2 separate regions of the Homo sapiens genome follow, and region 2 is linked to region 1. A link is an interaction called in ENCODE POLR2A ChIA-PET data of the cell type or tissue named here. Cell type or tissue: A673. All regions are shown on one strand. Each heading gives the region's core, and the rest is flanking DNA. Links, peaks and the distances in the headings are about the cores only. Region 1 overlaps SOCS5 (suppressor of cytokine signaling 5). Region 2 overlaps LOC124906004 (a long non-coding RNA gene).

Region 1 (5,379 bases), core at 89-5,088:
TTGTGACAAGGGAAAATTATATGAAATTTAAGTATCACTGACCATAAATAAGGTTATATTGGCATGCAGCTATGCTTATTTACTTGCATGTTGCCTATGGCTGCATTCAGGCTACAGTGGCAGAGTTCAGTAGTTGCCATAGAGACTGTACGGCCCACAAAACCTAAAACATTTACTGCCTGGCCTTTTGGAGAAAATGTTTGCTGAACCCTGTACCACATTAGAGAAACCTATTTAGTTCAGTGTTTTGTTCTTTTTTTTTTTTTTCGGCGAGTATTACCACCTGAGCTCTACCTCCTGTCTAGTCAGCGGCAGCATTAGATGCTCATAGGATTCAGCCCTGTTGTGAACTGCGCACAGGGGATCTAGGTTGCGTGTTCCTTATGAGACTCTTAACTAATGCCTGATGATATAAGGTGGAACAGTTTCATCCTAAAACCTTCCATGAAACCAGTCCCTGGTGCCAAAAAGGTTGGGGACTGCTGTTTTAGAAGTCTCTGAGTGCCTCTTCTAATTCTCTACCCTTCCCCATAATAGGCAACCATTATCCTAACTTTGCTGACATCCCCTTGCTTTTGTATCTTTATTATATATGTATGTATACCTAAACAATATATTTGGGGGTTTGCTTGTTTAAAAGGTAAATTGTTTCATAATGGATATATTCATCTCTTATAATTTCTTTCTCTAAGCATTATGTTTTGAGTGTTACATTTTATATTGATACAAGTAGCTATAGTTGATCATTTCTGCTATATAGTGCTCCACTGTATGAATGTATACTAATGGACTAATTATCATTTACTTACATATCTCCATGACAGCCACAACAGCAACATTTTAAAAATTCAATTTGTTGACTGTCTTCAAACCCCTACCTGACAAAACTGTTTTATTTCGTGTTTTCTCTCTGAAACAGCATCTCTATTCATGCATTTGCCTAAGCAAGACTCCTAGTGTCATTTTCAATACCACTCTCTCCTCATTTCCCATTTTCAATTGATCTTCAATCCTATAGATTTGACATCTGAACATCTCATAGCCATCTCTCCTATCACCATCCTAGTCAGGTGCTTGCTTGGACTCCTGCAGTAGTCTTCAGTGCCATATCAGCATCCACCCTTGCTCTCTTATCATGGATTATGAGGCTTACCTCTCCAACTTCATCTTGACACACTTCCCTTCACTCACTGGGTTGTGTTAACTTCAGCCATTGTTCATGTCATGCTCATTTCTGCTTCAGGACTTTTGCAAATGCTGTTCCCTCTGCCTATAGTACATTGTCCTGATTCATTTCTTCTTATCCTTCAGGATAAAATTTTGAAACATCACCTCCTCAGAAAAGTCTTCCTTGCTCCCCAACCCCGAAACTAGGTCACGTTTCCCTGTTATCTTTAGGACTTTGTTACTTGCTACTCAATCCTGGTACTACTACAAATTTTAATTATGATTGTTAAGGAAGGCTTATCTGATTCAGTCAGAACCAGTTGTCTGTAAAGTCTAATAAAGCAATACATCATAGAAGGGATACATACCTTAAGTAGTTTATTCTAATTTTAAGAATATAACTATGTTCATTTGCCAGTCTTTTGATTAAGAAGCTGTTATCAGAAAGGGGTTCGATCCAGACCCCAAGAGAGGGTTCTTGGACCTTGCGCAACAAAGAATTCAGGGTGAGTCAATACAGAAAAGAGAAAGCAAGTTTATTAAGAAAGCACAGGAATAAAATAATGGTTACTCCATAGGCAGAGCAGCAGCATGGACTGCTTGACTGAGTATACTTATGGTATTTCTTGATTATATGCTAAACAAGGGGTGGGTTATTCATGAGTTTTCCGGGAAAGGGGTGGGCAATTCCTGGAACTGAAGGTTCCTCCCCTTTTCAGACCATGTAAGGTAACTTCCTGACATTGCTGTGGCATTTATAAGCTGTCATGGTGCTGGTGGGAGTGTCTTTTAACATCCTAATGCATTATAATTAATGTATAATGAGCAGTGAGGACGACCAGAGGTCACTTCGGTTGTCATCTGGTTTTGGTGGGTTTTAACTGGCTTCTTTAACACAATCTGTGTTTTATCAAGGGTCTTTGTGACCTGTATCTTGTGCCAACCTCCTGTCTCATCCTGTGACTTAGAATGCCTAACCCCCTAGGAATGCAGCCCAGTAGGTCTCAGCCTTATTTTTCCCAGCCCCTATTCAAGATGGGGTTGCTCTGGTTCAAACACCTCTGAAAGAGCCAAGGCCTTTTCTTTCAGAGTAGGTCTACTAGTTATAGATCCATATTGTCTGTATTGGGGAAGCCATGCCCATAATGTATCATGTAAGATTCCAGTTTGGGTTTTTTAAGTAGAACAAGAATTTAGGCTCTTCAGATGAATTCTTAGCTTAAAATCCTTATAGATCTTTACAATATTTTTTCCATTTCTTTGAACTATTTTCTTGGCCTCTACCTAATTCAGCAGCAGAAGTATTTCACTTTTATTGAGTATTTCAGAGTCATTCAACTTTATAAAACTCCCCACTCTTCCATACTTCATTAGGTTAGTTGACATTTAATTAAATCACATAGTTACACTAATATAAATGGCATGAACAGGTTTGGAACCTAACATAACTAAAAGTGTAACTCACTGCTGGGAACTGGAAGTGTCTGGGTATACTAGATTAGAGGACTGCACCTCTTTTTGAGTGTACATGGTCTACTGTATTAATATATCATGTACACTGTAATAGTGTAACTCTAAGGTTGAATTATATGTTTATTTTTTACCCACAAAATAGCAATTTTATATGGTTCAACCTAATATTAAATAACAGTATAAAGGATAAATGGCCATCCAATTAGATAATAATAGATCCTGTCACAATATGACGTGTAAATAACAATTAAAAATAAATCATTTTTAAAAGGCCAGAGGATTCTTAGATTATTTTAAGAAGCTGTAGTTATGACAGCCACACATTCCTGAAATTCTGGGTCAGTTTTACTGTCAAACGTATTATCTTTTTCTAAAAATTATTGAAATGCCACCAAAATATCAATCAAAACTTGTCTCCTAAACTGCCTCTTGTGCCTGAATTTGATACAGAAATACTTTTAATCAGTCTACCTGTCCCAATTTTTGTTACTGTAACTGAAGGACTTTCTATTGGAAAGGTGTTACAGCTGAGAAGTCTAGATAGACTGAAGAAGAGGAAGGATTTGAGTTGTCACATTCTTCGTCTTTATGGCATTCAGCATTAAGAATATAACTGTTATGTTATAACTGTATATTTTAACAATATAACATAATTAGGTAAGTATAATAGTTCTCTCTCAATGTATTCTTAAAACATGTTAAACTTAATTTATTTCTCATAAAGCATGGGTTAAGTCCCATTGAAATAAACTCCTGGGAATTATTTCAATTATTTTGTTTTGTGTAAATTTTGTAATAGATACTAGTTGGCATTAAGAAGGACCATTGACTGTACTATTTCATTTTTATATATGTAAACTTATGTAGTGATAGAATTTGACCTAATTTTCCATAATTCTAATTTGTAGCTTATCCAGTTAAATATAATTTTTCAACAAAAGCTATTTAACTTCCAAAAGCATTATAAAATCAGTTTTAAATTATTATTCCTTCGAGGAAAGAATAACTTTTTAGAAATTTGCTTTGGATAGTTTTAAGAACAGCTAAGCATGTGTAGAAATGTAAGAGATTGTAATGGATGATAAACTTTTATTCTAGAATCAATGCAATTGAAATTTAACGCTTTTTTTAGCCCTGTATAATTTCATATAAAACCATAAAGTAGTAGAGTTGTAATTTAGATCTCAAAGGGTTTCAGCTCTATCTTAAAAACATTTCTAAAAATTTAACAAAACAAACAAAAGAACTTCGAATCTGACATTGTTAATACCAAGATAGTTGAAATGCCTTCCTGATTGTTATGTCGACTAGTCTGTGAATTACTGTCCGTATTTTTTCCTTCCTAATATTAAAGCTGCCCACATCACATTTCACATGTCAAGAAAAATCAACTATCTTTCTCCATGGAGTAAGATGCAGTCTGATAACATGCTCCAGAATAAGAATAGAGAAATAACTAAATTTCATGCTCTGTGAAACTGAACCAGGGGGTTCAGTGTTAGAAACTGCATTTTGTGCCCTGGCAAGTACAAATGTTTTCTGCATATCACACTAATTCATACAACTTATAAAGAACTATATAAGGAGATGAGTGGTTTTAGGTTAGGTCACTTTTTAAAAGTTATTTTTTGGGTATAATTTGCATGTCAGAGAAGTATCTTTAGATAGCTACAAAATTTATAAACACGGAGAAGAGAGTTAAATTCTTGGACTTCTTGAATATGGCTCTTCTAGTGTCTAGAGTGATGTGGTTTATCTTAAATAGGTGGATTAGGGTCAGTAAACTTTTTCTGAAAGGGGCTAGATAGAAAATATTTTAGGCTTTGCAGACTACATGTGGTCTCTGTCAGATGTTCTTCGTGTGTGTATGTTTAAATGTAAAAATTTTTCTGAGCTGGGATCCCTTCAAAAAACAGGCCACAGGCCAGATTTGGCCTTCAGGCTTTGGTTTGCTGGCCCTTGCTCTACATCAGTAATGTTCAATACAAATATAACCTGAATCACATATGTTACTTTTAAATTTTCTAGTAGCCACATGGTGGGTGGTGCTGTTTTTTGTTAAGAGTCTTGTAGTGACATTTGACCTTGAAACTACAAATATATGAATTAGGTAAAAATAAAAACTAATTTTAAAATAAATGAGAAGAAACTAGGCTAGAAAGGGGCTAGGATATTGGAAGAGAACATCTACAAAGATAATGGAGTCACCAAGAATACGGCAGGAATTCGACTGTATTAACAGGACTATGGGCAAGGAACGGAAATCTTAATTTAAGAAGAAGAATAAATGATAACAAGGCACGTGAAGTTCAAATGGCGTAAACCTCATAAAAAATGCTTACGAGAGAGATTTTTGCAAGACAGAGGAGGCCGTGTTCTAAAATAGACTTTACTGAGATTTAACAGTTCTGTCTAATACATTTTATTCTAATATATACCAACTACTGTACAAACTTCCTATGTGCCTGACAGTGTGCTTTTAATAAAGAATTAAATCATCTGAAAGTACATTTTATAATATCATGGACATTAATTTTCTGTGTTGTGTTTCCATTAGTCCAAGAGCCTTTTCTGTGAGAAACTAATGGGAAGACCTATAATTCATTCTAAGAAAGTTTATTCTCTGTTATTCTCTTATTCCTAGTTAACTTCTTGAAAATATAAGCGTTTATGACAAAAATAATTAGTTGAAGTTATGGCAAGATCAGCTAAAGTTTTCTGCTATCATAATGTGACAAA
Region 2 (5,379 bases), core at 207-5,206, 110 kb after region 1:
TCTGGGTTCAAGTCTTCACTCTGCTCTTGAACCAGTTCTTTACCTCTCTGTGTCCCAAATTCCTTTTGTAACATGGAAATCGTATTTCAGGTTGCTATCACAGAGTACCATCGACTGGGTGGTTTACACAACAAGCATTTATTTCTCACAGTTCTGGAGGGTAGAAGTTCAAGATCGGGGTGTTTCATGCATGGGCAGGTTCTGATGAGGGCCTCTTCCAGGTTGCAGACTGCCAACTTCTCTGTGTCCTCACACAGTGGAAAAAGAACTAGCTAGATCTCTGGCCTCCTTTTATAAGGGCACTAACCCCATTCACAAGGGCTCCACCTTCATGACTCAATCACCTCCCAAAGGCCCCACCTCCCAATACCATCACATTGGGGGTTAGGGTTTCAACATGAATTTTCAGGAACAGAAACACTCAGTTCATAATAGATAGTATCTACCCCATAGAGCTATTTTGAGTGTTAAATAAGATTCAATTTAAGTCCTTAGTTTAGTGTCTGGCATAAAATGCGTACTCTCCCTATGTTGGTTTTTATTACTACTATCTGAGTTCCTTTTTAAATCTGGAGTAACTGCTCATTACCACTTATGGAGCATCTCACAGAGCAACCTGGACACTCTACAGGTTGTCTCCACAGTGATCCTCACAATCACCAGGAAGATAACATCCCCATCCCCTGGGATGAGCAAACGCAGGCTGCGGGAGCTAGGAACCTGTCCAGGGTCTCACTGCTAGGTATCAGGAAAGTGGAAATTGCAACCCAGATCTGAGTCAAGAGCCCACCCTTTTTCACTATGCCAACTGCTTGCAAATTCATTTTATGTGAGTCATTTTTTTTGAGGAATTTGTGGGAATCAGGAATACTCTGAGGTGTGGGAAGGGGGCATCACCAAGTAGGACACAATGCCAGGATTCCAGAGGTCACCAGGCATCCTGGGCCTTCTCTAAGGAAACAAGCTGGGGTCTGCAGAACCCTCCCAACCTCCTGCATCTGTGACGTATGTTGTCTGCTACCTGATTCTCCATCAAGATTTGGGGGAACCTGTTAAAGGAGAATAGCCTTCAAAGTCACCACGTGGAAGCAAGCCAGGCCCATTAGGGCAGGGAGTGCTGCTGTGGCCTTCTGCAGGAAAAAATGTCTCTCTGTACCTTCTCACTGTCTTCCTGGGCCAATTCAGATATCCACTGGGTCACTGCACTAGTGGGTGGGGTCACCGTGCCTGTTTAAAAACCCCAGTGCACATGGGCGTGGCCCCTTTCCTGCTCTGCCAGGGCAGTGCTGAGCCTGGGGCTGGCTCCCCAGCCCTCATCCACTTTGCAGAGTGCAGGGAGGAAAAGCCCAGGGGCTGCTCTCCCTTACAGCAGGTGCTTCTCTGTTGATGTTCCTCCCCCACCTGTTTCCAAGTAGCCCGAGACATGTCTTTCTCGCACCTTCTTCTTCCCCTGCTGCAAGCCCACTCCCGTTCAGACAGCGTGAACCTGAGTCTTTTTCCTGGCAGGCCACCTGGGCCACGAAGGCCCACACATCGAGGCACCTGCTGCTTCTTAGTGCTGGCCTTTGCTCACCTAAGACTCAGGTGTGGCCATAGGAGAAAGAGGTTCTTTGGCGCAAGGCTATGGGGCCTGACAAGCTGAGGAGAAAGGTGGCCACAGCATTGCTTCCTAGGTTGGCGCAGGGGGTCAAAGCCCCAGCTGGCAACAAGGTATCCTATTACTTTGCTTTACGTTTTTTGTAATGGATTGAGGGGTTAGGAAAGATTTGAGTACTTCTGGGTCGTCTGATGGAATATGCATCTAAAGCCATCTCCATATCACCATGACACCTGGAGTGGACAGTGGCAGCTACTGAAAAAAGAAAAGAAATTTTAAAAGAAAAGAAAGAAAGAAAGAAACAGGAGGGTGAGTGGTGTCCTTGAGCCTTTGGAGATGAAAAGGTTGTGTCTTTGGCCCTTGGGAGTGTGCAGTTGAAAGACCCACTTCCCTGGCATGTGGCCACTGACCCTAAAAGCATTTAATTTTGTAAGGGTGACAAGTCCAAGAAAGATAAGAAGCTGGAGGTTGGAGGGCAGATTATGGGGAGGAGGAGCACAGAGCAGGAGAGACAGCTATGTCTTGTGCCCCATGGAGCTAGCAAAGCACCTAGACTCAGATCCAATCCTTTCATGTTCTGTAGACAAGTCTAGTGATCCCAGGGTGGCAGGGAAGGGCTAGAAGCAGCTCCTGACAAACCACCCATGTGTCCCATAGCAGACCAGAGCCTGGTTTCAGGCCTTCGGTCTTTAGGGTGAGGATGTGATAGCCAAGGCCAAAGTCCAGCTGGCCGGGGGGAATGTGGGCCGGGTCCTCGGGAGGGAGGTTGTGGCTGGGGCTGCAAATTTGAGAGCACACATTGAACATACAGTAATGGGTGACTCTGTGTGGGGATGGAGTGGGGCTGAATGGGATCTGAGGAGAGAGAGGTGGGGAGGGCTGACCTCTGGGAACACCGCGTTCTCAGGAAACAGCAGTTCCTGTTGTAAAACCTGGCTCCTCGCCTGTGACAAACTTCCTGATTCTGAACTGTACAATGGCTCTCAGTGCTGGCACCTTCTTGGGAGGAGCAGGAAGTGGGGGTGGCGGGGGGACCTCACCTTAGTGAAGACCTACTGTGTGCTGTCGTTGTGCCTCATGACATTTACCGACTCCTTCGGAAGCAGGTGCTGCTGTTCCCACTGTGCAGATGTGTGAGGCTGATTCCTACCTCGTAGCTCCTCAGACTCAGGGCTACACCTTGGAGGGGTCAGCTTTTTTTTTTTTTTTTGAGACGGAGTTTGGCTCTTGTCGCCCAGGCTGGAGTGCAATGGAGCGATCTTGGCTTACTGCAACCTCCGCCTCCTGGGTTCCAGAGATTCTCCTGCCTCAGCCTCCCAAGTAGCTGGAATTACAGGTGTCCGCCACCATGCCCAGCTAATTTTTGTATTTTTAGTAGAGATGGAGTTTCGCCATGTTGGCCAGGCTGGTCTCGAATTCCTGACCTCAGGTGATCCACCTGCGCTGGCCTCCCGAAGTGCTGGGATTACACGTGTGAGCCACTGCTCCTGGCCCAGCTTGCTTTCTGAGGCAGCCTAAGCCCCAAGCTGGGATTGCAGGGACCTACATTCTTGTTCCGGTTGAGTCACTAACTACCTAGGTGTGCTAGGGCAGGGCCTGTCACTTCTTTGGGACTCAGATTCCTTGCCTGTAAAGAAGGTTGGCCCTCAGAGCCCCCTTGCAATTTTAAGGTTCTAGAATTCCACTTTTGGGACCAGCTGGTGCCCCATGAACAGCTTGTTGTGGTTCCTACATTAGTTTAGATTGGGGTGTCCTACAAGTCCCTGTGGTGAGAAAGGGCAGTCTTCCTCCCGCAGCGAGTCAGAGCCTACCTTGGCAGAGGCGTCGGCCTTCCTAATGGGCTGAATCTCCCTCTGCCTCTGAATTATGTTCAACTCGACAAATACTGACTGGGCCGATCAGCATGCCTGGCTCTGTGCTGAGTGTCACTGAACTCGAGGAACTTCCCTCCAGGAATTCTGAGTCTAGTAGAATAGACAGGCAATGAAACCTTACTGAGAGAAGCGCAGGGCTGGGCATGATGGCTCATGCCTGTAATCCCAGCACTTTGAGATGCTGAGGCGGGAGGATTGCTCGAGGCCAGGAGTTCGAGAGAGAAGGGCAAGAGACAAGGTCCATGAAGGGAAAAATTCACTCCATCAGGGAGGTCAGGGATGGTTTCATAGAGGAGATGGTTCCTAGGTTGGATTTTGAAGAATGAATAAGAGTTCGACAGATTGACAAGGCACGTAAACTTCTCTAGGCAGAGGAAATAGAATGTGCAAAGGCACGTCGTTACGAAACAGCATAGTACAGAGGAAAACTGCAAGGGTCTGAACTGAAATGAAGACAAGAGGAGCACCAGGAATGAGGCGGAGCGGCACGTGGGAGCAAAGCACACAGGTGTCCCTGACCACACGCCTCCTTCCTAGCGCTCTCCTGATGGGATAGTTAGTGGTCCCTCAGCCCACCCAACCCGACCTAAAACAGCTTCCAGGTTCCAAACAGCATCTCTCCTTCTGTCTTGGAGGCCCAGAGTTCTGTTTCCCATAATAAGAAGCAGGAAACTGAGGACCTGGGAGAGATGAAGGGACCCACCCCAGGATCTGCCAGTGCAGCCCCTTGGCTCATCTGTCCTGTGGCTCATCTTCACCTATCTTCCCTTTAGACCCATGGCTCTCAACAGGGGGCACCTTTGACAAAGTCTTGAGAGGATTTTGGTTTTCATGATGGGGTGCTACTGGCATCTAATGGGTAGAAGCTGGGGATTCTGCTTCCTGAAATGCACAGGACAGCCCTCAAAACAAAGAAGCCTCCAGCCCAAAATGTCACCAGTGCCAAGGTTGAGAAGCCCTGCTGTAGACAGGGGTGTCAGGGGTGTCAGGGGTGGTCCTGCCCACAGAGGCCAGAAGGAGCCCAGATGCCTGAGCAGGGCTCCCCGGAAGGCTCTCTACTGATGAGAGTAATTCTGATAATAGCAATAGTTATAGTCCATGTGCCCATGTCACCAATGAGGCTTAGAGAGGCTGTGAACTACCCAAGGTCCCTCACAGGCAGGAGCAGGGCCAGACCTGAACCCCCCGTTTCTGGCCTCCTAGGCCAAGCTCCCTGTGTGCCTCCTGGACAGTGTCCCTGCAGACTCCTGAGTCCTCACTGAAGGTCAGAGCCTGCCCGAGTTTGAGGAGGTCCTTCTCTCCCCCTTCCAGCGTCCCCAACTCCAGGCAGCCCATGGGCTAGGGGATTTTCTTCTTCTTTGGAACTTAGCACATGTTCTGAGTCTCTGACACTGTGGCCCAGCAAGGCGTCTGCCAGGAGCAGCTCCGAAGCCCACCCTCTTCCAGCCTCACTCAGGGCATGTGGCGACTTGTTCTGTCTCCAGGACATTGTTTGTGCCCCACTGTGGCTCCAATTTTATTTGTTTATAGACCAGATGAGGCCTGCATTTGCTGTCGTTTTAACCCTCACCCTCAGCTCTCCCAATTCACTCATCTGCTGTCTGGAGAGTCCCCCTCCCTTCTTCCCTCCTACTCTTTCCTTGCCCCTACTCCATGCCTGTGCCCATATCTTGCCCCTCCCTCTGCACCCTGAAGCCCTGCTCAGCTGACCTGCCTGCCTCAGACCCCCAGGGCCCCTTTGCCTGGCTGGCCTCCCCCAACTCCTAAGCCCAGGACTCCAGGGCACTGATCCCAGAGCCCCAGCAGCGCCCAGCCCCGAGTTTGGCAGTATCTTCTGAGTGAAGGACTTGCTGGCTGTAACGGAAACCCTCCAGCAGATCAGTCCATGTCCAGTTGGAGCACAGGCCC

Evidence for each region. ChIA-PET counts read pairs that join two places held together with the same protein. Peaks named below come from ENCODE experiments on the same cell type or tissue, not always from the same donor. Only the 100,000 strongest peaks of a DNase experiment are listed, where the experiment ranks them.
Region 2: POLR2A ChIA-PET joins it to region 1 with 7 read pairs; 4 of 35 experiments call an interaction of 5 or more read pairs at or near these places.

What each region holds. Positions count from the first base shown.
Region 1 is chr2:46,751,916-46,757,294 of GRCh38, forward strand. The region is part of intron 1 of SOCS5 (suppressor of cytokine signaling 5); the gene reads left to right. Among named protein-coding and RNA genes, the nearest start is that of SOCS5, 55 kb to the left of the region's middle. In A673, for the core only: no CTCF peak of the experiment used is centred there; no DNase peak of the experiment used is centred there; H3K27ac peaks cover 574 bases.
Region 2 is chr2:46,864,547-46,869,925 of GRCh38, forward strand. All of the region lies in intron 1 of LOC124906004 (a long non-coding RNA gene), which reads left to right. Among named protein-coding and RNA genes, the nearest start is that of MCFD2-AS1, 32 kb to the right of the region's middle. In A673, for the core only: no CTCF peak of the experiment used is centred there; no DNase peak of the experiment used is centred there.